Linked DNA regions of Mus musculus: regions 1, 2, 3, 4, 5 and 6 are each linked to region 7. A link is a loop called in an ENCODE intact Hi-C map of the cell type or tissue named here. Cell type or tissue: left cerebral cortex. All regions are shown on one strand. Region 1 overlaps Ptprg (protein tyrosine phosphatase, receptor type, G). Region 2 holds the start of Ptprg (protein tyrosine phosphatase, receptor type, G). Region 3 has its middle 120 kb from the start of Mir5124b. Region 4 overlaps Ptprg (protein tyrosine phosphatase, receptor type, G). Region 5 overlaps Ptprg (protein tyrosine phosphatase, receptor type, G). Region 6 overlaps Ptprg (protein tyrosine phosphatase, receptor type, G). Region 7 overlaps Ptprg (protein tyrosine phosphatase, receptor type, G).

Region 1 (4,000 bases), 230 kb after region 7:
GATCACCATGAATAATTTTTACTAAAAAGCATATAAAAGTGAGATTTTTAAAATATTTCAAAATAATTTATTCACTGTGGTCTCACTGTTTTACATTTCTGTTTATAAATATTTACAATGCACTACCTTCATAAAATAATTATTATTCAGTGTTCACAGTAAAGAGAAAAGCATCAGAGACCGACTGTTTGTGTGGGTATGCCTTGACTAATCTGTGTGACAACATTTTAACTCAGCATTAATTCTCAACTGTTCCCTGTTAAACATACACCGCTTTCTTTGCTCTTTGTCAGGTGATATTTATAGACAGCAACAGGGATCACAGTACCAGTTTTTATTTGTAGTGATTTAGTGATATAAGGGAGAGACTTTAAGCTAATAGTCATGGGAAATATTAACACATCTTCAACCCAACTTTCTGTTAACATCAAGCAATGCTCAAGATGAAAATGATAATAAAACGAACCCATGTTCATTGAGTAGCACATTAAAGAGGTGCGAGACACACTGTGGCCCTATTCTAGAATGAAAATCCTAGACAAATACCCAGTCAGAGAGGCTCCTCCTGGATGTCACTGTCTGTCCAAAGAGAAATGACAAGAAAGCCAGAGTGACTCTTGAGAAAGGAAGGCACATATAAGTGCCCCTCTGTTGTGGGTAGTTAGAACTCTTAACATGTGCCCCTAGGAAGATATAGGAAGAGCATTTAGTTCAACACATCAGTACAATCCTCCCTCAACATCAACAATGAGAGCTGAACCTTATGCATAGTTCTCTAAACCAAACCCCAAGCCCTAAACTTTTTGTTTTCCAAAGAGGCAGATGCTCACTCACTATGTTGCCTAGGCTGGCCTTGAACTCCTAGGCTCAAGCCATCCTCCTCCCAAGTAGTGGTAGCTCCAAAGTACACAAACAATACCCAGCTCAGCGCAATCCTATCTAGTTTTTCCTTCCTTATTTTCCTTCAGTCTCCTTACATTTAACCTCTCAGTTTAGTAACTGCTGTATCTATGAAGTTCCATGTTGGCTGGAATTTAGAACAGAAATTAGAAGACAGTCTTCTTAGATATTTTCGACCCATGAATCATAGTGGTTGAGAGACAACAGTATTATGATGACTCAGATGGAAGGTTCTGGAATGATTCTGCATACAGTTGGAATATTAATCCTCTGTCTCATGCTTTTCTTCCTGTATAATAAATACCAGTATATCTTGAGGTTATGCAGGGGTGTATGTGCATAGTAGTGGGGTGGGCAATGAAGTGACGTACTGCAGGTCAGTAATTAATGCACTAAATTAAAATTAATTTCTTAGCCCAGTTTGGAGGAGGAAGAAAAAATAGAAATGTAATACAGCTCACATATAGAACATTCTGGCTTTCAATAAACACATTTAATTTCTCCCTGTGCTCTTTCCTTTCTGGGTTTACATAAGGACACAGTCACCAGAAATAATGAACTTGACAATTCAACGTCTAACTAGGGACTTCTGTTCTTTAATAAGTACAACATATCTTACCATTTTACCTGTTTGGGGCATGACAGAAAAAAATAATAATTCCTGAACACTGGTTTCTTATTTTATTTCAACACTATTAAAATCATCTCTTGTTAAAGTCTTGCTGAATATACACATGGATGTGTATATGACTCTGGATGCTGTTATTTCAGTGAAACTGACACATAACATATGTCTTTAGCTCCCTAGGGTACACAGTATGATAATTGCCCAGCTCACTCCTATGCCAAAGTAAATTTAAGGAAAGGACTTTTTTAATAATGGGGAACTGTGGGGCAATATGACACTTCATTATAGCTGAGCAAGCAGGGTTCTAGGCAGATTCTGGTATTGTTTGGCAAACAGTCTTCCATATAAATAGACTTTAGCCATACAAGTACATCTGGGCCATTCCATGCTTGATGCTCAATTCACACGCAGTCATGGAATGTTCAAAACTTCCTCCTAACCATCCTGTGGTACAGCATGGCATTGCAGGTTATAAATACTGCTTTTCAATTAAAGACAGTTTGAACGTACCAACCTATTGTCATTAGCTAATGGTGTTCATCACCCTCTGGGATTCCTTGAGCATTAAAATTCAATTTATCTAACATTTATTTCCCATAACGGAGGGGGGACCCATTAACCATTTCCATTTTCAAAGATCTAGCATTTTTCTACTGGGCCAAAATAATAAACATTTAGCCTCGGAAATGAAGTCTTAACACAGACTGAAGCAGTGTAATGCTCAATGATATGATATACTACACCCAGGTCCTCGAAGACCACACAGTCATGCCCAGCTTAAACCTCAGTTCGAATCTTAGAGCCAACCTGGGAGCTAGTGTTAGATTAATGGCTGATGGAGGACATTCTGTGAGATCTTCAAATGAGACAACTCGATGACTTTAACAATTTACCATCAGTTGACTCCACCCTAGAATTATTAGGTAGTCACCCCCACTCCCTCACCAGATACATTGTTCAATTAAAGTTAGAAGTATATAATTCCCTCTTTCCAAACTGGTTTCTCTCCCACATCTCTTTCCCACCTGATGTGTTAAGTTCTTCATCCCAAGTCTCACTGAGATGTTTTCGTTAGGACCTCTGTATCTTTCTTTTTTTTAATGCCACTGGATTTACATAATTTCACCTCTAAATATTCTCAGGGGCCAATGCTATCACTCAGCTCCAAGAAGAATAATGAATGCAGTTTGGAATCTTATAAAGAACAAAGGAAAGCATCCTACCTGTGTTGTAATGTGAAAAATCTTCACCTTAATTCGTCCCTTCTTTTCTCTTAAATCTAGCCCCCCCCCTCCCCATCTTGGGTTTTTCAGAGCTGAACAGATGCCATGAATCTCCTCACTCTCTACTACTTACTTCATTAACTAGGGTAGCTCTACAGGCCAACCCTGTCTTCATCTCTCACTTTATCTTTTACAGATCACCAAGGCAATGTGAGCAGACAGTATTTACAGCTTTTCTGAGCCTCACAGCCTGGGAGCCTGGGATGCACCACTCCCACCTGCCCAGATTCTGCTAACACCTCTCACCTGGGAAAACACATGCGCTCAGGAGTTCTATGCTTCCTGATATCCCAGCACAGAAGTTTCTAAGCAATGACCTTGGCCCAAGAGAGTTTGCCAGGGACCTCAATGTACACTCAAACCTCTACACTAAGCCAGGGCAGCTGAGCACAGGTGGTATTCATGTGCTCACACAATAGAAAATCAAGCACCATATAAGCAAACCCTTCATTAACGCTCTCCTCTCCAGCTTTCCAGCTCAGTGCTCTGTCTAAGGACTACTCTGTGCCCAAGCTGGCTCTGAAGCATGGCCGTATGAATGAAAGGGTAACTGCAGTGTGGCCAGGCTGAGGCATTAGCAGAGTAGCAGGGCCTACCATCAACCTTTGGTATTTTCTCTGAGCATGCATGCTTCAGAGAGAAGCACTGGAAATACCACCACATGAGCAGTGGAGAAGGAGGTCAGCCTGTGGGAAGAGTCTCCCCTGAGCCACAAAAGCATTGTCGGGGGGGTGGGTGTGGGGAAGGCCCCCCCCAACAAAATAGGTCTGGGGAACTCACTTCAAGAACAATGATGAAAAGCAATAAAAAATCCTCATTTAACACAGATGTACCAGAAGGCAAAGGTATCTGGGGACTTTGACCCTGAGATGACATGAGGGGAGACAAAAGCTTGTGTGGTTCACCAGTCGGTAAGTGTACTGGCTAGTTTTGTGTCAACTTGACACAGCTGGAGTTACCACAGAGAAAGGAGCTTCAGTTGAGGAAATGCCTCCATGAGATCCAACTGTAAGGCATTTTCTCAATTAGTGATCAAGGGGGAAAGGCCCCTTGTGGGTGGGACCATCTCTGGGCTGGTAGTCTTGGGTTCTATAAGAGAGCAGGCTGAGCAAGCCAGGGGAAGCAAGCCAGTAAAGAACATCCCTCCATGGCCTCTGCATCAGCTCCTGCTTCCTGACCTGTTTGAGTT
Region 2 (4,000 bases), 590 kb after region 7:
GCTGTGGCAGCCAGAACACAGGCTGCTATTAACCAAGGAAAACCGAAACATTGTGGCACGTTTCTTATTTCTTGATTAGAATAACCGCCGCCTCCAAATATTCCAGAACAGGCAGATGAGAAAGCAGAAAAACCGGGTGTTCTGTCCTTAAGAGATCGAGGAAAGAAAAGCAAATCGCGCCCTCTCCCACCTCTTTCCCTGAGCCAGGAAAGAGGACGTGGCCTTCACCCACTGGGAAGGAGCTGGGCAGCTTGAGCTGCAGCCCTCCGACTCTGCAAGAGAAGAGGAAGGCGGCTGGCCTCTGCCCTCACCGAGGGGGGAGGGTGTGGGCTGAAGGCTGGAAGTGGAGGGTCGGCGAGCTGCACACTGGTACGTGCAGTGATTTAGGATTGTCGAGTGGCCAATATTGTTCCAGCTTTAACCTGGCTAGAAAATAAGCGGGTCTGGGTCTGGATCTGGCAGGCACATTCAGCCTGCAAAAGGGCAAAGATGAAAGTAGGGAGGGCACGCCAGACAGCCAAAAAATCTGCCCGGACGCCAGAAGCTACCCAGCTGTCGACCCGCGCCCTGAACTTGGACCCAAAAGAAAGATACAGAAAGGGACCGTGAGCCCAGTGAAGCAGGGGTCTAGCGAAAAACTCCCTGCTCACTGCTTCCTGCTCTCCCGAGGCTCCCAGGCCCCCCGCGTCTAGGGAGCTGCCTCCCGCTTGCACTGAGGCGTAGCCCGCACCTCAGCCGGGAGCAAGGCTGAAAGGAGGCGGCCCGGCGACTACAACGCGGGCTGCTCCCCACATCCTGACTTCTCTGCAGCCAGCCTCCGCCTTCCATCCCCAAACGCCGCCCTCCCCCCTACAAAGGGTCGGAGGGATGCAAAGTGAGCCACGATTATGAGCTCCTTCTATCCCCGCAGAAGCAACGGGAGCACCCCATATTACTCAAACCAACAGAGCATCCTTCCCACAGCCAATCTCCCCAGACATCCTATCGTGCAACTATAGCCCTCCGGATCAGCTCCGGATCAGCAAAGCAAGTCGCCTTCCCCCGCCCTCCCATACTCCAGATGCTTCAAGCTTCCCAAGCCACAGTCAGAGCACATCTCTGAGTCCCCAACCCTCCCTTCCAGCCCGCCACTGCTTCTGCCCTCTCTGACCATCAGCCTCCTAGAACACTGCCGGAGCCAATGAAGCAGAGCTCTCTTTCCTCCTCGGTAGCCCGGCCCCCCTTCACCCTCTCCGCGGTCCCTAGACTGGCGCCCAAGCTCCGCGCCCCGGCGACAACTCCGCATACCCCGCGCGCCGGCCAGAGACGCGTCCCATCGGCGGCCCTCACTCACCCGGGAAGCACACCACATAATGAAGCACAGAACTGGTGATTTTCAGGAACAAAATCCACCAACACGGTTCCAGTAACCTCCGCATGTCCGAAAACGCACATCGAAAAGAGAAAGGCAGGGGGGGTAAACTTGTTGAATAAGTTCTTGCTTCCGAGCGAGGCTCCGCTAAGCCTGGAGGCTTTCACGGCTCGCCCGCCACACGGGGCCCCCCACACTCGGCCACCGGTCCCGCTGGAATCCGGGAAGCTGCCAAGCGCTCCCGAGAAAACCTCAAAAAGTGACCGGGAATGCAAAGCCAAGCTAGGGACGATCCTCTCGGAGGAGAAGGGCTGCTTTCCGCTCAGACACGATCCAGCCGACAGGCAGGGCGAGGAGAAGACGCACGGCGGCAGAGCCCGGGGCCCGGAGCAGGCAGGGACCGCGGGTGGCGGTGGCTAGCAGCGGAAGAGCCCCAAGTTGAGTCGGCAGCGCAGCGCAGCCCGAGAACCAGCGGGCGACGGCGGGGCTGTGCGCGGCGCGGCGGCTCCGGGCTTCAGGCGGGCAGCTCCTTCCAGGGCCCCGGCAAGGAAGGAGGCATGTCTGCGAGCCTGGAAAGGGAGGGAAGCGGCGGGGCGGAGCGCAGAGCCCCCCAAAACACAAACGGCCAGTGGAGCGCAGGGAAACACAAAGGATCTCAGAGGGGCGCCGGGGCGAGGGCGCCTTCAGTCCATGCTCCTGAAAGTTGTGGCTCCGGCGCAGGCTGGGGAGGAACCGAGAGCGCGGGGCTGGAAACTGGCCATGCCTCCATACAGGAAGTAACATGTGAGCATGGATCCTGGCAGAGACTTTAAAGCCGGCGAGCGGGCGAGCGAGCGAGCTGGGGGCGCGCGGCGGCGGGGGCGCGCAAGCACGGGCGCGCGGTGACGCGCATCCCCGAGCTGCCGCCGGCGGGGGCGCGCGTCTCTTAAAGCGGCCGTGCTGGGCTCCGGCTTCCAAGGACTTGCACTACTCTCCTCTCCAGGCGTGCCTAGGGCTATGGGTGTGCGTTTAGGGGAGCTGGTAACCCTGAAGACAGGGAAGAGACCAGCTGCCATCCAGGGTCGGCATGGCTTTGCTCCATTTTCGAGTTCTTAAAGACGAAGTACGGATTCGGAGAGATCCCTGACCTCGTTCATGGATCCGGAACTTGGGGGAGGGGGAAAGGGTGGTCTGGTTGGAATCTGGGGGAGAGGAAAGGACCAGCAGCTACATTTTCATGGAGAGGGGACTTCCGTAAGGCCTCACCACCTGGACGGTGTCTTGACGGGGTGCACCTCCAGCGTCCCTCTCCTGCTGCGTTCCCGGGCTAAGAGACAAAGCCCAGCGGCCTTTGCACTCAGGTTTCATTGAGGTTTTTTTGTTGTTGTTGTTTCCCCTTCCCCCTTTCCGAGCTTCCATTGTTCGAATCTACCTCTGGGAGATAGGGAAAGGGACGGGAGTCCATCCCAGGCTAGCAAAATCCAGCTCCAGGCCCACATCGGCTTTTCCCAAACCACGAAGGTCTGTCGTGGACTTTTCCCCAAACTACGAAGGTCTGTCGCGGAGTTTTCCCAACCCCCGGATTCGGGAAGAAGGTGGCTGCAACTTGGCCTGGTTAGGCAGAGGGCAAATGAAGTGCGCCTCTCACCCGGGGCAGGGGAAAGCAGCACCCCGGGGCAGGACTGGTTTCCCGCAGCCGTCCTAGGAGACACGGCTTAAGTAAACTACAGGGAGAGGCATCCGGGGGAAATGCAAGGGCTAGGTTTATCTGTAATGAGTTTTGTCCCTTGGCTCTCACAGAGATCTTTATCGCTTGGGCTTTTCAGCAACCTATTTTTTCCTCCTACGTTGGTGCTAAAAGAGGGGAGGCAGGTTTTGGTTTGGGTTTTTTTTTTCCATCAAATTTGTAATTGAGCCAACGTAATTAGCCATTTGTATTTTTTTCATAGTTGTTCTGCCACTCTATGAAAAGGATATGGACATATTTTTAAAGTGTCCCCTTGCCGTTTCATCGCAACGCGGCACTGTCCCACACCCACCCAAACATCTCAACCGGATGTTCTTTCGGTTTTCAAATACTATACAGATGCTCTGAGAGTCTGTGGCATTGTTTAGGAAAGCAGTCTCGCACCCACAATTCCAAAGGAAAAACCTCTGAAAAGTTTGGGGTGCAAAACTAGTAAATGCCAGGAAGTTCCTGGAACGGGCCCCCAGATCTATCTTTAGCCAAACCCCGCAAACACCCTTCCCGTGCTAGGCAATGAGGCCAATCTGTTTGCTTTGGAATTTGACACTTCCTGGTTTTGTTGCACTCGAGGGTCGCTCTTGAGTGCTCATGATGACCAGTTCCCTTGAAAAATGGGTTGGAGGGATGGATATCCCAGTGCCAGTCAGAGCGGGATACGTTAAAATGACCCTAGCACAAATGACTGCCTCCTTCGAGGTGACTCCGTATTTTAACACTCAGTCGGTAGGACTTGAATCACACAGAGGTCGGCGACATCATAAGTGTTGCCTGTTGGGCAACCCTGAATTCTTTCTATACTCTGTTTGCTGGTTCAACAAATGAACTGCACATCCACTCTGTGCTGGGTATAATAAGGGCAAGCCAGCCTGTCTGCCTCACCTAGGGAAAGTCAATGGAGGGGTGGTTGAGAAGACATTAAGTGT
Region 3 (4,000 bases), 980 kb after region 7:
CTCTAAGAAGTGTTGATACTGACATTTGGTTCCCGATTGGTACAGCGTAGTCTAGTGCTCTTCGCGTATTGGCTCTTGCGCCTGTTTTCAGATGAGAAGCCACCTTGGCTCCCGCCCCTTACCGCAGGTTGCTGTGGGGATTGTAGTTCGTCCCGTTTGGGCCTGCTGTGGGATTTTTTTTTTTTTTTTTCCCGTCAGCTCCCAGGTCCACCCCAGTGGGGACACGCTCAGGCGGCACTCCTGTCCCGTGCTCCCGCCCTCTTGCCTTTCATTCCAGCCACCAAGATCTTGGAAGGTAGGGGCGCGGGAGCCAAGCCCAAGTGGAACAGAATGTGGGGCGCGGGCTGGGTTTCTGTGCGCGTCTGGTCAGTATCCCTGCGGCCCGCGGGGCGGGGACAGGCCAGCACCGCTTGCCTGATAGTGGCCATCTGACAGGAGAACTCGCTCACCTGATGAGACGTCTCGGGATGGACTCAGGCGCCCCAGCTCTCGAGCACATGTCCTAGCCTCAACCCTCCCCTGGGGTAAACTGAGGCACCGGGTCGCGATAGCAGGTCCACGAGGTGTCATTGTGGCTACTTTTGAATAGTTCTTCCGTTCCATAGACAAGTGTCAGGAAGCCCAAACAGGTCTGTGTTAAACAGACACCTAGCTTAAGTGCCCCAAAAGGTTTGAACAGGTTCTAGGGCAGCTGCAGAACAGGGTTCACGGAGAACAATATTTTGGGAAAGACTTTGCATTTTGATAAGTTTAAAACATACAATAAAGAAAAACAAACCCACATCAATTCACTGTGGCTCGAGAACTCGTCACTGGTTGGACCCTCTGCCTTTGTGGTTTTTAATTTTAGTTTTACACTCAGGAATTGAAAGCTGAAACAGATTGTAGAAGGAAGGAGCCAGGTTGCTGGAACTTCGGCCACCTTTGCCTCTGTCATACGACCTTGGACGGCCAGCCCAGCGGTCCTCATGTGGATAAAAACCAGCCTAATGTTCCCTGCTCTAGTGGACCAGAGAAGCTGTTTGCAAATGTAATCAGCACTGAAGCCAGGCTTCCGAAAGTTTGTCGGTTGAAAACTGTTTATTATCGGTCTCCGAAATATGCTGAAAATACCCAGCGGTTGTTTTAGAGAAACACTAATCAGGGCTAGGCTTGTTCTGCCAAGGGCAGCCCTAAGAGCATCCGTGCTTAAGCTGATTGTACCTGAAAGCTCCTTTTTCAGGCTCCATTTTATGGCTCAAGCCCTTGGCTGCGGAGGGTTCTGGGACTTGTAGTCCTGCTTAATTGCACCCATCCTGCCAGGTACTTCAGATACCAATGTGCCATTTGGCCGGACGAGATGTCTTCTGGGAACTGAAGTCTCACTACAAGTGTCCCCCGGGAGGTAGCCCTTTCCCTTAGAACTACGACTCCCACATGCCCTGCCTTCTTGGCTGCCTTCTTTGTCCACATGCTTAATTATGCAAGGAGTAAGAGAAAATGTTTAGTAAAGATTTCCCCAATCTCCTTCTCCCTCCCCCTCTCCCTCTCTCTCTCCTGATTGCAAATGGTACTCAAAGTATTGTATATGATTTTTTTTTTCTGCTAAAGCATGTTCACATGGTCTCCAAATCACTCTGTAGTTCCCTACCCTACCAAAAAACCTTGAAAAGAAGGCTGTCCAAGGTTTCACAGCCGTATTAAAATTGGGCTATTTTAGCATATTAGATTCAGTTATAATTTAATCTTTTTTAAAGCAATATGGTAGAGATAATCATTTTTTCTATTCATCGAACTGATTAGGGGACGAAAGTTAAGAAAGTTAAGTAACTTTTCAAGTTAAGCCCCCTGGGTAACAGAAGTAATGGAATTGTAGCGCCTTCTGTTTGAGAGCTTTTTTTCTAGAAAAGGACCCTACGTCACAGAACTATAGAGTACAAAACCTTTCAGTTGCACAGTGGTGCTTCTGTAATTAGGCACTAAATGCTAATGCTACAAAACCTTTTGAGATTACTTAAGTCCAGTTCAAAGATCTCTCGGAAGAATTACTGGGAGTAAAGGTTTCAAAAATGTTAGCTACATATAGCTTGAATGCACCTTAATTTCAGCGATGAGGAAACTGGTCCCTGTAAGGCAGACTAGTTTGTCTGAGGTCATACCGTTGGTTTATATCAGAAAGGAAACGACTCTCCAGCATCTTACTTCCAATAGCAATACGCTACCAGGAACGGCAGATGGGTTGCCATTTAGGTAATGTTATCCTCCCCCGTTCCCAAGATTTGTTCTTTATAGACCACACACGAGGGCCAGTTGTTGTAAAGTCTCTTTTTTAGTTAGAAAAGTTTTCCTATTCCATTAATTCAGCAAATGTTCTCCTGAGCATCGTTCTGTGCTCGTCTCTTCAGGTGTGAGGGTCATTACATGAGAAGTGCGCAGTGTGCCAGAGCTGGCAGGTCTTAGGGATCCTCTCTGTTTCATTTTAGAATCAAGCCAGCCAGCAGTCTTTCTCTCATGCCTTTGGGTCAAAGGGAAGTGGGTTTCCCGAGGCTTCCTCGAGTTGCTTGTTACCTCAGGGCAGTGCGTGTCCTTACCCCACGTCATTCCTGTAAATATCTGGTGGCATGCGCTACGGATGCTTTTGCTTTTGTGTTCTTATCTTAATTTGTATGTTCAGCGTCAATATGTTCCACTTCTATTTTTGGCATTAGTTGTGTTTTGGTTCCCAATCCTTTTTTTTTTTTTTTTTTTTTTTTTGTTCCTCCAGAGATGAGAAAATGAGGTTTGGATGCTGTTTTTACATTCACAGATAGCACAATCTAACACTTTGATATAAGGTATTGGAAATGTACACGTGACATGTGTGTTACACAAACCTTTGGTTTGAAAAGACACGGAGACCTTCAGTTATATATTCACAGATATGTAAGCAAACACCGCTCACCTTTCCCCGTGTGAGAGACGATTTCTGGATAATTAGGTAATGGCATAACAGCTTTCTAAATTGTTGGCCAAACTTTGTAAATTATTGGCTAAACATTCAGAACAAATCACTATGCATGACGTTCTCCCCATCGACCTCTGTGACCTCCAGTGCTCCCTGAGAGCACATTCATGGACTTGCATTCATTAGCACCCCAGAGCTCTGCTCCCATAGCTTGTCCTTCAAACTCACTTCACTCTTTTAATGTGGAAATGCAGCTTTGAAATGTAAGATGCAAGGTTATGTTACTTCAACAAGAACATGGCAGAGAGAAATTCCGGTCTCTGAGGTTATCTTCCAAGAGCCATATATATGGATGTGCCTATGTCTTTGACTTCTCAGATGAAACAACAACCCAGATAAAGGTAATACATATCAGTCATGTGGCATCCTGGGATTCAAATCCCAGCAGTTTGAGGCTTCTGTCAGCTCACAATAGTCTGTAGCAGATAGATAAATGATATGCCTTATTTTGTCATTGTTACGTAAACTTGGTATGTGAAAATAAAATGATTTTTTAAAATTTGTCCTCTTAGAGTAAGAAAGGTGGGCCATAATATTTAAAAGTTTTGTCACTCTTAAAAACACATCTTGTCAGCCTAGTGACACATTCTTATGATCAGGGATATGGTAAAGACTGAGAAGTCTCTGACCCATGGCTCCATGTAGACTGGAAAGCAGCTGGCTTATGTCAGTGACGCTTTTTGTTTACCTGTAGAATGGAAGAGAACCTGGCCCAAGATCCTCAGGTTAAGTTCAGGCAATTGTCCCCCAGCTCATGAATGATTTAGGGGCGATAGCCAGTGACTTATTTCTAAGGTTGATAGTAGTGATAAAGGTATCCGTTTTTATTACTCAGTGACAGATAGGGAAGGAAAAACAAATGGAGGTCCCAGCCAAAGGGAGGAGGTAGGGTCAGGAGGTAAAGAAGTGGAGGTCAGTCCTAAACATTGAACACAGCCATACAGGTTGCTCCTGGCTTCTCTAGGGCCTCAACTATGTACCAGGCATAGAGAGCAATGAAGTGATTGACCAGGAGGT
Region 4 (4,000 bases), 330 kb after region 7:
AAGTAAAAAAATATAAGATCTAGAAACATGAACAAGTTCGTATTGATCAAACAACCTTTGCCTCTGCCAGGCAATTAATAACATGGGCTGTGCATGCTGGATATTTCAGGTTGCCCTGCCAGCCAGTTTATTACATGAGCAGTGGATGCTGCGTATTTTCTGGTATTTGCTGGGTATTTTGTATCCCTACCTCTTTGCTAAAAGCAGTTAGATATTTTGCCTTCATGTTTTTCCAAATAGAAGCTTTGGTTTGTTTTTTTTTAAAGAACTATTCATTACCCTCAGCCCACAGAAGTGAAAAAAATGGGAATTTACTTTATCTTTTAATTATGAATGTATGTGGTTGGGGGATGGGTGGGTAGGAAAGGAGTCCTTGAAGGCAGGTACCTGTGAGGGCCGGAGAAGCCAGGTCCCCTGGAGCTGGCGTTATTGGCAGTTATTAGCTGACTGCATGGGTGCTGGGAATCAAACTCAGGGCTTGTTGAACAGCAGTATGAACTCTTAATCCCATAGCCATCTCTTCCAGCCCTCTAGAAACTTTTAAAGACAAAAAAGCTGTGTAAATGCCATCCGAGCTGGAGTCCTCAACTTTCCAAGAGGCCGGCCAGCTTCCTTCCTCTCTTCTCACCAACCTAGACCATCTTCTTAGCATGGTCCAGCTGGCTGACAGTGTGATGTTTGTGAACTCTGTCTCAGTACCATGGGAGAGGTGGTCAATCCCCAGGTGACATCCTGCCACAGGTGAGCAGAAAATGATGGCAGGTTCTGGAACACACTGAGAACTAACCTGTCAAGTAACTGATGGGTACCCAGACTCTTAAGAAACCTGTCTGCAGCTGGGTGGTGGTGGCGCACACCTTTAATCCCAGCACTTGGGAGGCAGAGGCAGGCAGATTTCTGAGTTTGAGGCCAGCCTGGTCTACAGAGTGAGTTCCAGGACAGCTAGGGCTATACAGAGAAACCCTGTCTCGACCCCCCCTCCCCAAGGAAAGGAAAGGAAAGGAAAGGAAAGGAAAGGAAAGGAAAGGAAAGAAAAGAAAAGAAAAGAAAAGAAAAGAAAAGAAAAGAAAGAGAAACCTGTCTGCAGATGGCATGACATGGGGGCACAAAACTGAGTCCTGCCTCTCAGTGGATCAGGTTTCAAAGACGTGCTTTGCAAAAATTGATCCCTAAGATTTCCCTAAGGTGGAGCTTTCCTTCCTGTCAGGCTTAAATGTGTCTTCCATGAGCAGTAGCATACACAGCCATGGAGGCAAAGTTTAGGCAAAGCATCACAGCTAACAAAGGTCTAGGCTGTTCTCAGCAAAGAGACAAACCACCGAGAACAGACAGAGCTTCAACAGGCCCAAGAGGTTTCAAACACAGAACATGCTTACCAACAAATGTAGATGGCGTGTGAGCAAGAACACCTTCTACAGTGTCTCACAATGCATGTGCCCAAAATGCTGACTGGACGAAGGGGCTGCCAGACACGTGGAGATAAAGGGGGCTCCTGCTTTCAGTTAGGGGCCTGCGACTGGCTAACAGGTAGGGAATAAGGCCAGTGGGAAGTATTGTAATTTATAATAATTAAGAATCAATCATGGGGCCAGGGATAAAGGCCAGTGGGCGAAGAGTCTGGAGTATGAGCATGGGGACCTCGCTTGGCATCCCTAGCATCCGGATGAAAAACCTGATCCACTGATGCTTCTCAGAACAGGAGACTGGAGAAGCGGAGACAGGCGGGTCTCTGGAGCTCACTGGCCAGACGAGAGACTCTGAAACCCCAAATAGTAAGGTGGAGAAGAATGAAGGAAAACATTTGAACTCAATCTCTGGCTTCCACACATGCACACTCGCACATACATAAAAATATAGCAAACCTGCATATGCTATATACATAAGCAAAATTTAGCTGATTAATCATGAAAATCAAAGTATCAGTGAAAATCCAAGTTTGCTTTAACCAACTCAGCTTTGATAAATCAGCAGAAATAGACTTAAAATCATTCAGGGATAGCGTCCGGGGTGAACAAGTTAGGAATCCAAGTCTTGCATCCTTGCCGGGGAAAGGCATGTGTGCCTAGGATCTCTCCCATGATCAGTTTTGGATTCTCACCCCGGTAAAGGAACATGTCAGAAAGCAGCTACTTTGTGATGTTACTTAGTTGCTTTGCAACATCCTCTCTTATATTAAGTGTATCACATGCTCTGCAATGTCACAGGCGGAACTCAGCCTTGGGGACCACTGCACACAGCTTGCATCATCTGCACTGCTCGACGGTTTTGCTTGCAATCCATCTCCCAAGAACACCTCCCCAAAGCCTGACTCATAGAACATCTCTCTCCTCCACTCTCCACACTTTCCCTGCACTTCCAGTTCCTAAAACAAGCCCTCTGAATTTATGAAATCCCCCACACCAGAGGATCCTGTGAATTGTTCAGGTATGAAAATCATTACACAAGCCATCTGCCACTCCATGAACCTGAAGGCACAAAGTGTGGCTGTGGTTGCTCAAGAATGTTATCTATTTCCATCTTGTGCAAATTTAGGAGCAACTGTGGTTTCCTGTTCCAGGGTGTTGTCCAAAAATGACTCCACAGAAGTCTGCAAAAATAATCCTGGGCGTTCTGTTTTGAGAGGAACACTTGAAGAGTTTCCCACTAAGAGAGGAAATGGCCTGTTCTGACTGCAGAACATCCAGCATGTTCCCTGAGCCAGAACCTGCACAATGCTAGTTGAACCATTGTTTCACTCGTAAGTAAGGCAGGGGCCCGCAGTGGAATCAGGCAGGTTTCCTTCGATTCTCACGCTAAAGGACCTGCCTGTCAGGAGACCAATTGTGTTTTGTTACCTATAAGATGTGAATGACTGCATCGTCTGTGTCTTTGTAAAATTGGTTGTACTGTCAATGGAAAACACCTCTTATTTCAAAAGGGCAGTAAGAGTTTCTTCTGGAGTAGAATGTGAGTGCCTGTGGTCCAAAAACAGAGCCAAGCAGGTCACACCCCATAACATGTTTTAACAAGTTCACTGAAGTTCTTATAGTAAAGGAACAAAAGGAAGCCATGAGAGAGGTACTTCGTCAAGTACTCTGGTAGGGCATCAGGTAGGCAGGGCACAGCAGACTATGAAAATGTGGGAAGGACACAATATGATGACATTCTTAGCTTTAGGACCCATAGGACCTGGGGATCTGTGAGTGCAGCTACAAAGGTTTCGCACAAGAGTTATAAGCCAGTGGGGTCAGGAGTAGCCACTCAGGGCCCTAAAGGTAGAATTTGAATCTTAAGTGTTCTAACTCTCAACAATTACAACTGTCTATCCAGTGATCTTTACATGAATTTTAATACAGCTGGGGCTTCCTCTCCTCTCCCAGGGACTTCAGTTAATAGCAAAGATTAAAAATGAACTCACTGTATTTCAGGGTACCTAACACATAGAGTATCCTAAAGAAATGTGTATAAAAATATATACATATATGCACATTATTTCTTAGACATTAAACTGACTCAGAAACAAGCAAGAACATTGTATACTGCAACTATTTTAGGGGAGATGAGGTCTTTATAGTCCACGTTCAGTATAGGAATGACTTCATCTTTACCAAAAGTTTTAGTCTGAAATAACATTCCAGTCATGGAAGGATACAATGTATTTTCCACGAGAAACCATAAAAAGCACATTGTATATTCTAAGGTGTAACTCGACTTTTAACTTGAAACGGTAACAAGTTCTGACTCACTGAAGGTGAAATTTGCCAACACAGAAATCTGAGGTCAAGACCAAAGAATCATCAGGAGTTCAGGAGAGCAACTAACTTTCCCTGCACCTATGTCATGGTATAGAACCTCACGAGACTGACAGCAGAAGACAGGATTGCAGCTCCAGCGGGGGTTACAATGGCCACCTGTGGCCAAATACAGTCCCTGTGAAGGAAGGAGATAGTTTCTGACTCTACTCTGTACCTAGAAGACTTTTTTCCCTGTCAGCCCTTTGTCATGAATCATTCTGAGGACA
Region 5 (4,000 bases), 500 kb after region 7:
TCATAACCAGGAGGGCAAAGGCAGCCACCACTGCACCACAGGGTCAGTTGGAAAGAAGTGCCATGATGCTTATTATTTCAGTTTTAATCGCTAAAGGAAACTTGAGCAATAGAAGTTAAGGAACAGACCAAGGGGGAAACAAGGCACAACTGATCCCAAGGAAAGAAAGGGACACCATTAGCTGGTGCACTACTTCTGACCTCAGCACTTGAGAGGCTGAGTTCAAGTCTAGCCTGGTCTACATGTCCTAAGTCAATAAAAATTTTTATGTAGTAGATGACACATTAAAACAGTAAAGTTATGAGATGAGGAAATGGGGGAAAGAAAGCAGAAGCCAGGTCAGTGCTCAGGGATGCTGGAAATGACCCAGGGGGGACCCAGGTCCAATTAAAAAACTAAACCTGGCATTCAATAGTACTAAAGATTCTGAGTCCTAACCAAGTCAGAAAACACAATCGGGTAAATGCACTGTTAGAAAGGTGGATACCCCTGGAGAAGAAATCCATGGACTAGAATCTGTAAACTATTATCACCAAAATGAAAACCACTGGCCCCGCAGAGTGGCCACCAGAGCCTCAGATGGTGCGTCCCTTTTATCCTTAGAGCTATTCATCTTACATTTGTCTAGACACTATATTCACAGTGGTTCTAGATTTCACTACTCGCATGTGAATTGGGAATGTAGACAATTTTTAACACTACTTGCTAACCTGAGATCAAAGCTATGGCCCATCAAGTTGCCATTTGTTTCAGATTAGAAACACTCAGGGAAACACAAACTCAAAAGAAAAACTTAAAAATGACATTTAACATCACAGTTACATGGCCAAAATGTGCAGCCACTAGAGGGTATATACACAGTGGAATTAAGGACTTCCTCAGGAAGGCAGCTGGCCACCCTTCTTGTGCAAGAAATTTCTACTATAATATTCATCTATTCCATCTGTTCAAACACCAGTGGTATTCTAGGCACTATTCTAGGACCAGATGACACAGAGTAGAGAAAATGACAAACAGGTGAATGAGTAAATGAGAAGCCCGGCTTCTGGACTGCTGGGAGGTAATAGTCAGCTTCAAACCAGGAGAACGCGAGAGCCAGCACCAAGGCCCTGCCATGCAGAGTCATGGCACAGCAATCTGAGATCCAGCACTAATTCCTGCAGCTGCCCAGGACCCTTCCCTCCCAAACCCAATCAATTGCTTATCCATTGTCACCAGCAGAAAGCTGAACCCATAAAACCATAGTCGCAGACAAGAAGCCAAAGTAGAATAGTATAAAGACCTATCCACCTAAAAACACAGCAACAAACACACCAAGCAAAAGCTGACAAGAATTCTACCTTTATTTCTTAAGCGTCAGGCATGGTGCCTCACGCCTTTTATCCCAGCACTTATGGAGCAGAGGCAGGAAGAGCTCTGCGAGTTCAAGGCTAGCCTGGACTACACAACAAGCTCCAGGACAGTCAGAGCTTTAAAAAAACAAAACAAAACAACAAAACAAAACAAAAACCTTGAAGACATATGTCAAGCATCTGGCACTCCACAAATACAATAAAAAGTCTTAAACAGTATCCCCGAATGTGTAGCATGATGTCCACTTCCCATGTTCTGCACTGGGCTTCCATGGGGACATCCAAGGCCAACAGAACAAGAGAGGCACCACCCAGTACACTCCACTGAACAGCTTCTCTTGCGCACTGCCACACTTGTTCCTTCTCAGTTCTTCTTCAGAGTAACCAGGCACTGATACACTGATTGTAGCAGACTCTGGCTCCTGCTGCTTTCACTGAAACTGAAAGCATTCTGAGCCAAGGTTAACTGTAATCACTCATGCCAACATGAGTTGGCTTTTACCCCAGAAGAGTTTTCCCAGGTGAGCAAGGAAGAGTTAGACAGCAAGAGGGCAGTATAAAGGAGCAAACAGCAGGCTGGAATGGAGCTCAACCAAACAAAGACAGCTCTAAATACATAGCTAGAACCATGGGGCTTCAAGCCTGTCTCTTCCTGCCTGGGTACCTGAAAATGATATGCTGTAAATCAAGGCACTGTTTATAAAGTCTAGAAACAGTAAATGTCCATCCACAAACTGATGGGAAAATAGATGTTGATCCATTCACCGAAGATTGCCTGTACAACTGTGAGAAATGATGAGGAAGTGGGCAGGGCACTAGCAGAAAAGAAGCCTGAAAGAAATGGGGAACTATGGGTTGGCAAGATGGCTTACCTGCAAAAAACACTTAGTGCTAAGTCTGCAACCTAAATTTGAATCCTGAGATCCACATGATGGAAAGAACCGACTCTTACAAGTTTACACACAATAAATGCATAATTAAAATATATATTGGAGGAGGGAGGCACCCGAAGAGATAGCTCCGAGTTTAAGAATACAAACTGTTCTCAGGTTTAAGCATACAAACTTCTCCCAAAGGACCCAAACTGAGTTCCCAACATTCAAGTTAGGCAGCTCAGAACCATCTTCAGGAAGGCCCAACTCCTTGGGCCTCCAAGAACACCTACATTCACGTGCACATAGACAAATACACAATTAATAAATAAATAAATAAATAAATAAATACATACATACATACATACATACATACATACATACATAGATAGCTGGGTGTTGTGGATCTCTGGAATTTTGAGGTTGGAGTGGTCCACATAGTGAGTTCCAGGACAACCAGTGTTAAAGACCCTGCAGTGTGCACAGAGACCCTGTCTCAATGGGAAGAAAGGGATTTGGGGAGGAAAGAGGGAGAAGGAATGGGAGGGAAAGAGAAGACAGGAGCAAGATAAGAGGAAAAGAAGGAATAATAATAAAAATAAACCTTTCTAAAAGAATAGAACAGTCTCAACATGAATTTAAAATGCAGGGTAAGCATGGTGGATGTGATACAGAATGTCTGGTCCTCGTATATACAGATCAATTTAATCCGCATATATGTTACAAGCGTATACAATAAATTGTCAGGTCAGGCACACCTCTATACTGTGAGTGATCTTACAACATGCGTCTTTTTTGGTCAGTGCTTTTTCAAAGCTACCTTGACCATCTCTATGCACAGTTAGCCTTCCCTACTCATAAATTTCACTCCCTCAGATCCACCCAGCCACAGATGGAAAATAACTTAGTAAAATCAGAAAACTGTGCCTGTACCGAATATGGAGACGTTTCCCCTTGTCACTATTTATTAAACAATACAGAGTAACTATTTCTCTAGACTGATGTGGTAAACTACAATATACAGGAGGAGGTTTATCAGTTATATGTAAACAATTCAATAAGTACTTTCTGGAAGCAATGCCCAACAGATTCCAAGGCCTTCATCTTCTAATAAACTGCTCGATAATGAATATGCTGGCTACTAGCCAACATATTTTCCACCCCACCCCCCACAATATCCAGTGTTCATGTTGGAAACTTCCCCTACACAACACTTTGGGGGTGGGGGATTCCATAGCCCCTGCAGCCCTCCCTACACTCAGGAGCAAATGAGAGATGGATCCTTCTGGAGCTCCTCTCAACTGGGGGCCACCTGCCCCACAGGAAGAACAATATGGAGAGACTGCTGAATATAGTGCTGTTGTGTGACGAGAGAGAACACACATGTCTACCCACCCCAGACAGAGAACCCATGACAGACCAAAGTGTGGATACAAAAGAGTGAGTTTTATTGGGGTTACTTACAGGAATGTGGGTGAGGACTTACAGGAGCAGAAATGACTCAGAGGCAGTTGCATCACCAAAGCCCAGCCCAGCATGGGTGACAGCTGAAGCACACTACACAGCGCCAAGGCAGCTGAGCAGGTTGGAGTCTTCCCAAGTGACTCTACTGTTCTAAACCTCACTAGCTCTGCTGCTTCCTGTTCCTTCCAGGCACCTGGTCTGATCGCACGTGTAGTCTTTGCAGCTTGGCTCTCTGAGAATCTTCTTTGCAGCTTTCACTGCTTATTCTGGCAGGAAGGAGCCTGTTGGACCTGATCAGTTTTAGGAACTTCC
Region 6 (4,000 bases), 320 kb after region 7:
AAGGAAGACAACGTTTACTGCTAAATTGCTGAGTATAGAGTTTGGTAAAAGTATTTGTAATGATCTATTCTAGCATGCTAGATATAAGCACTGTGTTTATAAACCTTAAATGTTAATTTACAGTCTTTCCCTAAACATACACGAAAGCATCAGAATTAAAAGTTGGAGAGTCATTACTAGGAAAAGGGGCTGAGAGCTGCTAAGATTTCAATCCCGCCCTACCCTAAAATGGGCATCTTCTGACCCATTTTCTAGAGCAGTCACATGTTACTCTAGTGTGCTTCATAATTACAGTACCAGCAGGGAATGAACGCCCATTTGCCTGTTCAAACAAATAGACCCCAAGTACCTACAATCTAAAGTCGCATAAAAACTATCTTCTTTATAGAGCACTGAAAAATAATTCACATGTCTAAGTTCGCTTGCCTTAATCCCTTGATTGTATGATATTTCCATCATAACCACTATGTTGGTCACATGCTTGCTTTGTAAACTGAATGCCAAAATTGTCTTCTTTTAAAGAATGAAATTGGCTTTACAAGCACCGTGGAACAGTCAATCCATTGAGTAGAAATAAGACAGAAAGGAATTGATAATGATATACTTTAAAATGAACAGAAACACCCAGCCACAAAACCCTTTGCTGTCTGCATTTTGAACTGGGCTACCAGTAGAGGGGTGCCACTTATTGTAATATGGGCTTCTGCATTTGTGGTTTTCCTGCCCCGTTCTACAGTGGAAAAAAAGCTGCCCTCCCAACAGCAAGAGCATCCATAGCTCCCCTCATGGTCTCCTGCTGCTTTTCAGCACCCAGAACACAAATGGGCCACAAAAAAGAAGCTAGTAATGCGGCCATTCTAATCTACTGAAAACAGGGACCCATCTGAATGGGTAACGCTCAGGCAGGGAGGAGTTTGCCTGCGGGGGAGGTGGGGGTTGGATATATCGTATGGAAATTTTCGGTGGCTGATGTTGGAACTACAGACTGGAAGAGGGAGATGCGCCCGCTGGATAGAGACTACAGGTCAGTTCTCCCGTAACAGATTTTTCTAGCTCTGATGTTCATTGTCCTGGTTGATAGCCTAGTTCAGCCAGACTTATGACATTTATCCCAGAGTTCAAGAAAACTAAGTTTGATTCGAAAATAAAATGAATCCCAATTTCAAAAGCCCAATATCCAAAAGGAAAACAGTGAGCCGGGATCAAACAATAGAAGTATATCAGTATTTCAACAGTTAAAATTAAAGCAAATAACGACCGACCTCAGACTAACATGAGCCTTTGCTTGACCTTGTGTGAGGTCTGCAGGTTGACTCTTAAAATTCTGAAATAATATTCTACCTACATCCAAGAACCATCACTATCACATTGTATGCTGGGACTAAGGTCACCCTGAGCACATAAGCCACCACATAAGCATGTAACCAACACAGTACTTATAGGCAAAAGGACATATAATCAAGGGACTAAGGCACGTGGACATGGACATGTCAATTGTTTTCTCAGTGCTCTATAGAAAGGACAACTTTTACATTGCCTTACAATGTGGGTGTCTGGTGTATATTTGGCTGATGTTATTAATCAGAACTACTATCTCATAATCCTCCAGACAGCCACCATCAATGGATGAGGTTTGCCAAAGGAGATATTATATACCTGACATCCAGAATGGCACATGGATTCAGCAGTCATATCTTGGCCACTGGAGGGCTGTATGAACTCAAGTTCACCACTCACACTCTCTGCCTATGCTTGATTCAAATACCCACTGACAGATCTTAAAAGGACCTTCGAATCTTAAAGATTCTATGTTCTAAAGAAGAACGTATAATCTGACATTTCTGAAGTAATAGTGTTGTTTTTTAATTTTTAACTATGTATTTGTGTGTGTTTATCTGGGGTGTTTTATGAACAAAATTAGAAGTGCCCACAGAGGTCAAAGTATCAGATCCTCTAAAGCAGGGCTTCTCAACCTGTGGGTCGAAATCTGTTTGGGAGTAGAATGACCCTTCCACAGGGGCGGACTAAGAGCATTCTGCATATCAAATATTTACATTATGATTCACAACAATAGCAAAATTACAGTTGTGAAGTAGCAACAAAAATAATTGTATGGTTGGAGATCAGCACAACCTGAGGAACTGGATTAAAGGGTCGCAGCGTTAAGAAGATTGAGAGCCATTGCTCTAAACTAAAACTGGATAGGCTCTTGTGAGCCACCCAACCTGGGTGCTGGGACGAAACTTGGATCCTCTGCAAGGATGGCAAACTCTCTACCTCCCCGGGGCCACACATATCTCCAGCCCATAACACAGTTTATATGCCTCAAGTGTGGAAGTATCAAATACTAAATACCTGAGAGTAAGTCAACAGAGTAAAGAAAAACGATTAGGCACACGCAAGAATCGGGGGAGTCAGATGGGAACTTATCAGGGGAAAAAATAGCCAAAAATCCAGGAGGGGTGTTTATCTGCGAAAACATAGGAACAACACACAGAGAAAAACATGCTGGAATTGGATTCACATGGAACTAACTTGGAAGATGTCAGTTTGAGTGACAGTGCGACAAAAGAAGGCTGTTTCTGTGACTTACAATAAATGATTTACTCTGTGTGGCTCATTGCCCTCACATACAAAGGGGATTAATTCTACCTGTTCAGTTACCACCATGGGAATTTCTCTAGATTAATTGCTAAATGGTCAATGGGCAACCAAGAGCAGCCACGATTGAGTAATTTATAGGCTCTCAACACTGCAGATCCTTTACAGAGCTATGAGCGAATGATTAGAGCTCTCTATAAGAACCTGGGTACATATTGATAACATAACAGCGGAGGGCAGCCTTTAATCCCACAGTGAGAAACAGTCAGGAAATGAACTAAAGACCTTGAGTGCATCCTTACTCAGGCAAAAGATGGAGAGACCTCATGTTCTGTCCCAGGGCTGGACCTTAGGAAGGAGGCTGCTAGCAAGCGGAAAATGGGAGGTGCCCTGCCAGGGTTCCTGTCAGATTGTTCTCACAGTATAGGCTCAAAAAAAAAAAAAAATTCTTACCATCTATTTTTTTTAAAAATACCTAGCTAGTAAGTTCTCTATCTTAACCTATCAAGAGTGGCTGGACACACCATAATCCCAGCACTCAGTAATGAGAGACAGGAGGACTGCAACAAGTTTGAGGCTAGCTTAGGCTATCTAGCAAAAAACAACAACAACAACAACAACAAAACAAAACAAAACCCTGTTGAGGGAAAAAAGTCTGAGAGACATGGTGAACTGAGAACAAGGGCTCAGTGGGTATCAGGTTTCCATACCAGCTGACAGAAGGGATGGAGCCTAGATGGTCAGAAGAACTAAACTATATTTCTAAGATTTTGAAATATGTAGTTTGAAAGGTAAATTTTCTGTTAGGTGTATTTTATAATGAGTTAATATTAGGTCTTAGGGATGGGGCTACATGACACAGTGAAAGAGGCATGATGAAGGAAGAATAGCAACAGGGATGGATTCTAGGGGTGGAGAGAGAAGTATGTGCACAGAAAGACACAGAGGCACTGATCCGCCCCAATGCATTAGCGATAACAATCTGCCTCCTCGGCACAACCCCACCCCACCCCACCCCACCCCATCCCACCCCACACCCACTCCACACCACCCCCACACCACCCCACACCACCCCACCCCACCCCACCCCACACCCACCAGCCTCTGGTCCCCAGCTCAAACTGTGTGTCTCTATTCCCCATCTCCAGATATCCAGGAAGGGAGTATTCAAATAGTCCAGAGGGCTTCCGTGGCAGCAATTCTCGGGATAGGAGGTATAGTACACAATCAAACTGGGAACACGAGCTATGCTAAGTGAAGAAGAGAGCAGGCAAGCTACAAGTACAGATCTGCTGTACTGGAAAAATGTCTGCTCGACTGTACATTATATCCCCGCAGAAAGCATGATAGACCCAAAAGTCTGCATTCACATGGAGTTCCAAAATCTATTACTACTAAT
Region 7 (4,000 bases):
CACAAGTGCCACAGTGTGGAAGAGGATGGTAATGTAGAGTGTCATTTCTCAGGAGGAAGCCACTGGCCTGGAACTTCCCAAGGACAGGTCGCCTACTTGGTGCTGAGGTCACATGCTCCCTCTGGGGTTTCATTTTACACCTGGCGCGCATACATATACATATACGTATATACATATACATACATATATATTTATATATACACACACACATACATACACACACATTTCTGAAGATCAAACACAGATTCTTGTGATTGCTTACTGAGCCATCTTCCCAGCTCTCTCTTTATTTTCTGAGACATAGTTTTGCTATATAGCCCAGGCTTGCTCTAAGGTTATGGTACTACTGCCTTAATGCCCTAAGCCTCAGGGTTGAAGTCATGTGCCACCATGCTTAGCCCTGCCCTGCTCCCTACGTTTTAGCTTAGTAGACACTCTGTACTTCAGCCCTAAATACTCATACCTGCAACTTTTCAGAACAAGAACATTCCCTCATCTAGCCTCACTACCATTACCCTACCTAAGAAAACACACAGTGACTCAATAGGATTCTCGTACAATATCCATATTCAAATTTGCCCCCTTGTTTTCAAGACAACTTATGGCTGTTGCCCTCCTCACCTGACCCTGTGCTGATGAAGCTTTCTCCTCTGACTTTTCCTCAAGACAGACTCTTTGACTGGAGGACCAGACAACTAGCTAAATTTGCAGATGAAATTTTATTGCAGGCAGATCAAAGCATAAATGCAATGCGTCTTCCAATAATGCTAAAGCAGAGGCACCCAGAGAAAGGATGGCTTCCTCTGAACTGGTGGTACCCTGGGTAGTAAGGGACAGTCAGGCTAATCTGTCTGCCCATCCCTGCAGCTCAGGAGCTTAAGGAGACACAGCAGAGCCACAGCTGTCCAGGGCCAACTCCCCGTGGTACTGAAGGCTCCGGATCAGCCTGTAGGGTGGTGGGTATGGCAAATGTTTGCTATGTACAGTCTGGATGATCAAGTGTGCCACTCTCCTATCTTCCTAAGACAGCCAAACCTGTCTCTAGACACAAACAAATGTCTCCACAGAGCCCATGTCCCTCAGTCTCCAAGGAGAAATGCAGATTTTGGAAGGAACCACCCATGTTAAGCTGATACTGAGCGCAAGGCCTGGATAGACGTCAGGAGGGAGGACGTCACATCCTGCAGGAGCACTTCAGAGAAGAATCCGACTCTATTGGGGGCTGACTCCCTTGTGGAAGGCTCTTTCAATTGAGAGCTGAGCCAAGTCTACATGGGTAGAGGTTGGGGAAGAAGTGGAGGCAGAAGAAGGGACACAGGAGCAGTATTCCAGGGTCTGTACAGGACCGTGATGGGACCAAAGCAGGAAGATGGGTAAGCCAGGACTGGGAAGCCTAGAGGCCAGGTTAAAATTCTGGCCTTTCTTCCTGAAGCCTCTGGAAACCAATACAAAAGTAAGCCCGGAGTGTTTGGATGAGCTTGTCTGACAGACTCCTGTGCCCCCAAGGTGGAGGAGGAGGAGGCTTGTCCAGGTGTCCGCAGCACTGTCTGCACACTAAGCCAAGGACTCGGACTAGGAAGATGGCAAGTTCTAGAACAAACAATGCAAAACTGAGATGTCGGGCAGGGCAGGGGGAGGGACTTACGAGTGGTGGGGGGTAATAGAACACCTGCTGGCTCTGTCAGGTAAGGAGCTAAGTGAGAGGTGAGCTCACACCGCAGCCATTCTTGGGAACAGCACAGAACCTTCCAGAAGCCCCCAAGAGACACACACCTCTTTTCCAGACCCAGACTACCAAACCTAAGGCAGTTTCTAAGAGTCTCTGGCCACACTCCTGCAGAGAAGCACTCAGGCTGCAGCTGTGAGGGAGAGCGGCCCTGCCTGGCAAGAGGCTCCTTTGCGTCTGTTGGAGAAATGTGCTTTCTGTGGCTTCAACAGGAAGATGTGGGGACTGGTGAGGCATGCTCCTTGCCTTTCAGAGCGCCCCAATGCAAGGGGTGGGCATCAAGCTGCCACATATTTGCCTTCAAAGACTATGAAGAACTCTGGAATGGCCAAATGTGACATAACAGAAGAAACACTAGGGGGCGACAATGTACTATTTTTAAATAGTCCAATTTGCTAGGCTTCTCCAGACAGCACCGAGGGAGGGATGGAAAAGTGAGCAGAGATCCACAGGCGATCGCATCCTTTTTAACACTGGCAGTGGGGCAGCTTCATATATCGGCAACGTGCTATACTCTGCGATGATGACCTACCGTCCTCAGCTCTCACCTCCCACCACGTTCTTTCTTTCCTTGTGTTTCCTGAAACCATTCCCTCTCCTGCCGCAATCAGCGGTGGCCCTGAGGGACACATTCCTCCAGCAGTTACATCACAACCACATAAATAATCTTAGCACCCACATGCAGATGCACCATCCTTATTTATTTTTTGAAATGAAAATGGCTGGGCTCTTCTATGCAGAGTAAGATGATTCATATAGTACAAAAAAGCAAGAAGAAAGTTAAAACGATTTCACCCGAAATGTCGCTGTGATCATAGACAGCGGCTGCAAACATTTCAGGATCCAATATTGACATATGATCTACCTCTTCCTATATATGTGAAATAGGATTACATACAATTTGATATAGAAAAAAAATAAAATAAAAACAGGCTGGATGTGGTGGTTCAATGCCAAAAATCACAGATGCTCTCAGGCTGAGGCAGGAGGTTCTTAAATCTGAGCCCAGGCTAAGTGACATGGTGAGACCCTGACTCAGAAACCAATAAATCAAAACCCCAAACAAACCAACAAGAACAATGGAGGCATAAGGTCTGTAGGTAAGTTAATGATGGAGTCAGGAGGCCGTGCCTATAATAAATAGCGCCATCACTTTGAATGGCAAGTGCAGAGTTAAAGCCTCTGGGGATAGGACCACCTGCTGGGGAAGGAGACTGTAACTAAGGCCCATACTTGCCTCAGATTCCCTGGACCAGGCCAGAGGTACCAAGAAGGCCTCCTCACATGCGTCCTAGTTGAGAAGTACAATAGGAAAGAAGTCTCTTCCTGATCTATCCCCAGCTTGTCTCTCATCTTCCCAGACAGTGGGCTTCTGAACACTGGGGTAATGTGGAAGAGGCCTTTGCAGGATTCTGTACCAGAAAAGCCTCTGGCATTTATAGAAATAAAAAGTGCACAAAGGAAATATTTTTGACTTTGAGAGTCACGTGGTCTCTCTTGCCTTCAAAGCACAGAGCCGCAGAGGCAATGAGCTTGTGAGAGTGAGTGTGCCCAGAACTTACACACTGATGCTTGTGAGACTGAGTGTGCCCAGAACTTACACACTGATGCTTGTGAGAGTGGGTGTGCCCAGAAGTTACACACTGATGCTTGTGAGAGTGGGTGTGCCCAGAACTTACACACTGATGCTTGTGAGAGTGGGTGTGCCCAGAACTTACACACTGATGCTTGTGAGAGTGGGTGTGCCCAGAACTTACACACTGATGCTTGTGAGAGTGGGTGTGCCCAGAAATTACACACTGATGCTTGTGAGAGTGAGTGTGCCCAGAACTTACACACTGATGCTTGTGAGAGTGAGTGTGCCCAGAACTTACACACTGATGCTTGTGAGAGTGGGTGTGCCCAGAACTTACACACTGATGCTTGTGAGAGTAGGTGTGCCCAGAACTTACACACTGATGCTTTTGAGAGTGAGTGTGCCCAGAACTTACACACTGATGCTTGTGAGAGTGAGTGTGCCCAGAACTTACACACTGATGCTTATGAGAGTGAGTGTGCCCAGAACTTACACACTGATGCTTGTGAGAGTGAGTGTGCCCAGAACTTACACACTGATGCTTGTGAGAGTGAGTGTGCCCAGAACTTACACACTGATGCTTGTGAGAGTGAGTGTGCCCAGAACTTACACACTGATGCTTGTGAGAGTGAGTGTGCCCAGAACTTACACACTGATGCTTGTGAGAGTGAGTGTGCCCAGAACTTACACACTGATGC

The links. A loop is a pair of places that touch in the nucleus more often than their neighbours do. Peaks named below come from ENCODE experiments on the same cell type or tissue, not always from the same donor. Only the 100,000 strongest peaks of a DNase experiment are listed, where the experiment ranks them.
Region 1: it touches region 7 in a loop (2.4-fold over the local background); 2 of 42 quality-filtered maps call a loop at or near these places.
Region 2: a loop joins it to region 7, with 6 times the contacts of the local background. A loop is called at or near these places in 23 of 42 quality-filtered maps.
Region 3: a loop joins it to region 7, with 5 times the contacts of the local background. A loop is called at or near these places in 3 of 42 quality-filtered maps.
Region 4: a loop joins it to region 7, with 6 times the contacts of the local background. A loop is called at or near these places in 10 of 42 quality-filtered maps.
Region 5: a loop joins it to region 7, with 2.9 times the contacts of the local background. A loop is called at or near these places in 3 of 42 quality-filtered maps.
Region 6: it touches region 7 in a loop (3-fold over the local background); 10 of 42 quality-filtered maps call a loop at or near these places.

Annotation. Positions count from the first base shown.
Region 1 is chr14:11,913,140-11,917,139 of GRCm38, reverse strand. The region is part of intron 2 of Ptprg (protein tyrosine phosphatase, receptor type, G); the gene reads right to left. Among named protein-coding and RNA genes, the nearest start is that of Gm52128, 340 kb to the right of the region's middle. In left cerebral cortex, a CTCF peak has its summit at 1,973; a DNase peak (open chromatin) is centred at 1,102.
Region 2 is chr14:11,551,666-11,555,665 of GRCm38, reverse strand. Ptprg (protein tyrosine phosphatase, receptor type, G) reads right to left here and starts at 2,113. Exons shown (of 30, transcript NM_008981.3): 1 at 1,334-2,113. The coding sequence starts at 1,418. In left cerebral cortex, a CTCF peak has its summit at 1,584; DNase peaks (open chromatin) are centred at 1,526, 2,176, 2,912, 3,412 and 3 more places; H3K4me3 peaks cover 3,660 bases; H3K27ac peaks cover 3,165 bases.
Region 3 is chr14:11,158,229-11,162,228 of GRCm38, reverse strand. It overlaps a transcript of Fhit not described here. Among named protein-coding and RNA genes, the nearest start is that of Mir5124b, 120 kb to the left of the region's middle. In left cerebral cortex, no CTCF peak of the experiment used is centred here; DNase peaks (open chromatin) are centred at 101, 1,305 and 2,213; H3K4me3 peaks cover 1,590 bases; H3K27ac peaks cover 1,103 bases.
Region 4 is chr14:11,809,933-11,813,932 of GRCm38, reverse strand. All of the region lies in intron 2 of Ptprg (protein tyrosine phosphatase, receptor type, G), which reads right to left. Among named protein-coding and RNA genes, the nearest start is that of Gm52128, 240 kb to the right of the region's middle. In left cerebral cortex, no CTCF peak of the experiment used is centred here; a DNase peak (open chromatin) is centred at 2,430; H3K27ac peaks cover 2,148 bases.
Region 5 is chr14:11,641,009-11,645,008 of GRCm38, reverse strand. The region is part of intron 1 of Ptprg (protein tyrosine phosphatase, receptor type, G); the gene reads right to left. Among named protein-coding and RNA genes, the nearest start is that of Gm52128, 70 kb to the right of the region's middle. In left cerebral cortex, a CTCF peak has its summit at 1,927; DNase peaks (open chromatin) are centred at 975 and 3,800.
Region 6 is chr14:11,817,215-11,821,214 of GRCm38, reverse strand. All of the region lies in intron 2 of Ptprg (protein tyrosine phosphatase, receptor type, G), which reads right to left. Among named protein-coding and RNA genes, the nearest start is that of Gm52128, 250 kb to the right of the region's middle. In left cerebral cortex, a CTCF peak has its summit at 1,687 (motif pointing right); no DNase peak of the experiment used is centred here.
Region 7 is chr14:12,138,189-12,142,188 of GRCm38, reverse strand. All of the region lies in intron 8 of Ptprg (protein tyrosine phosphatase, receptor type, G), which reads right to left. Among named protein-coding and RNA genes, the nearest start is that of 3830406C13Rik, 140 kb to the left of the region's middle. In left cerebral cortex, a CTCF peak has its summit at 2,078 (motif pointing right); DNase peaks (open chromatin) are centred at 1,553, 2,155 and 2,332; H3K4me3 peaks cover 253 bases; H3K27ac peaks cover 1,526 bases.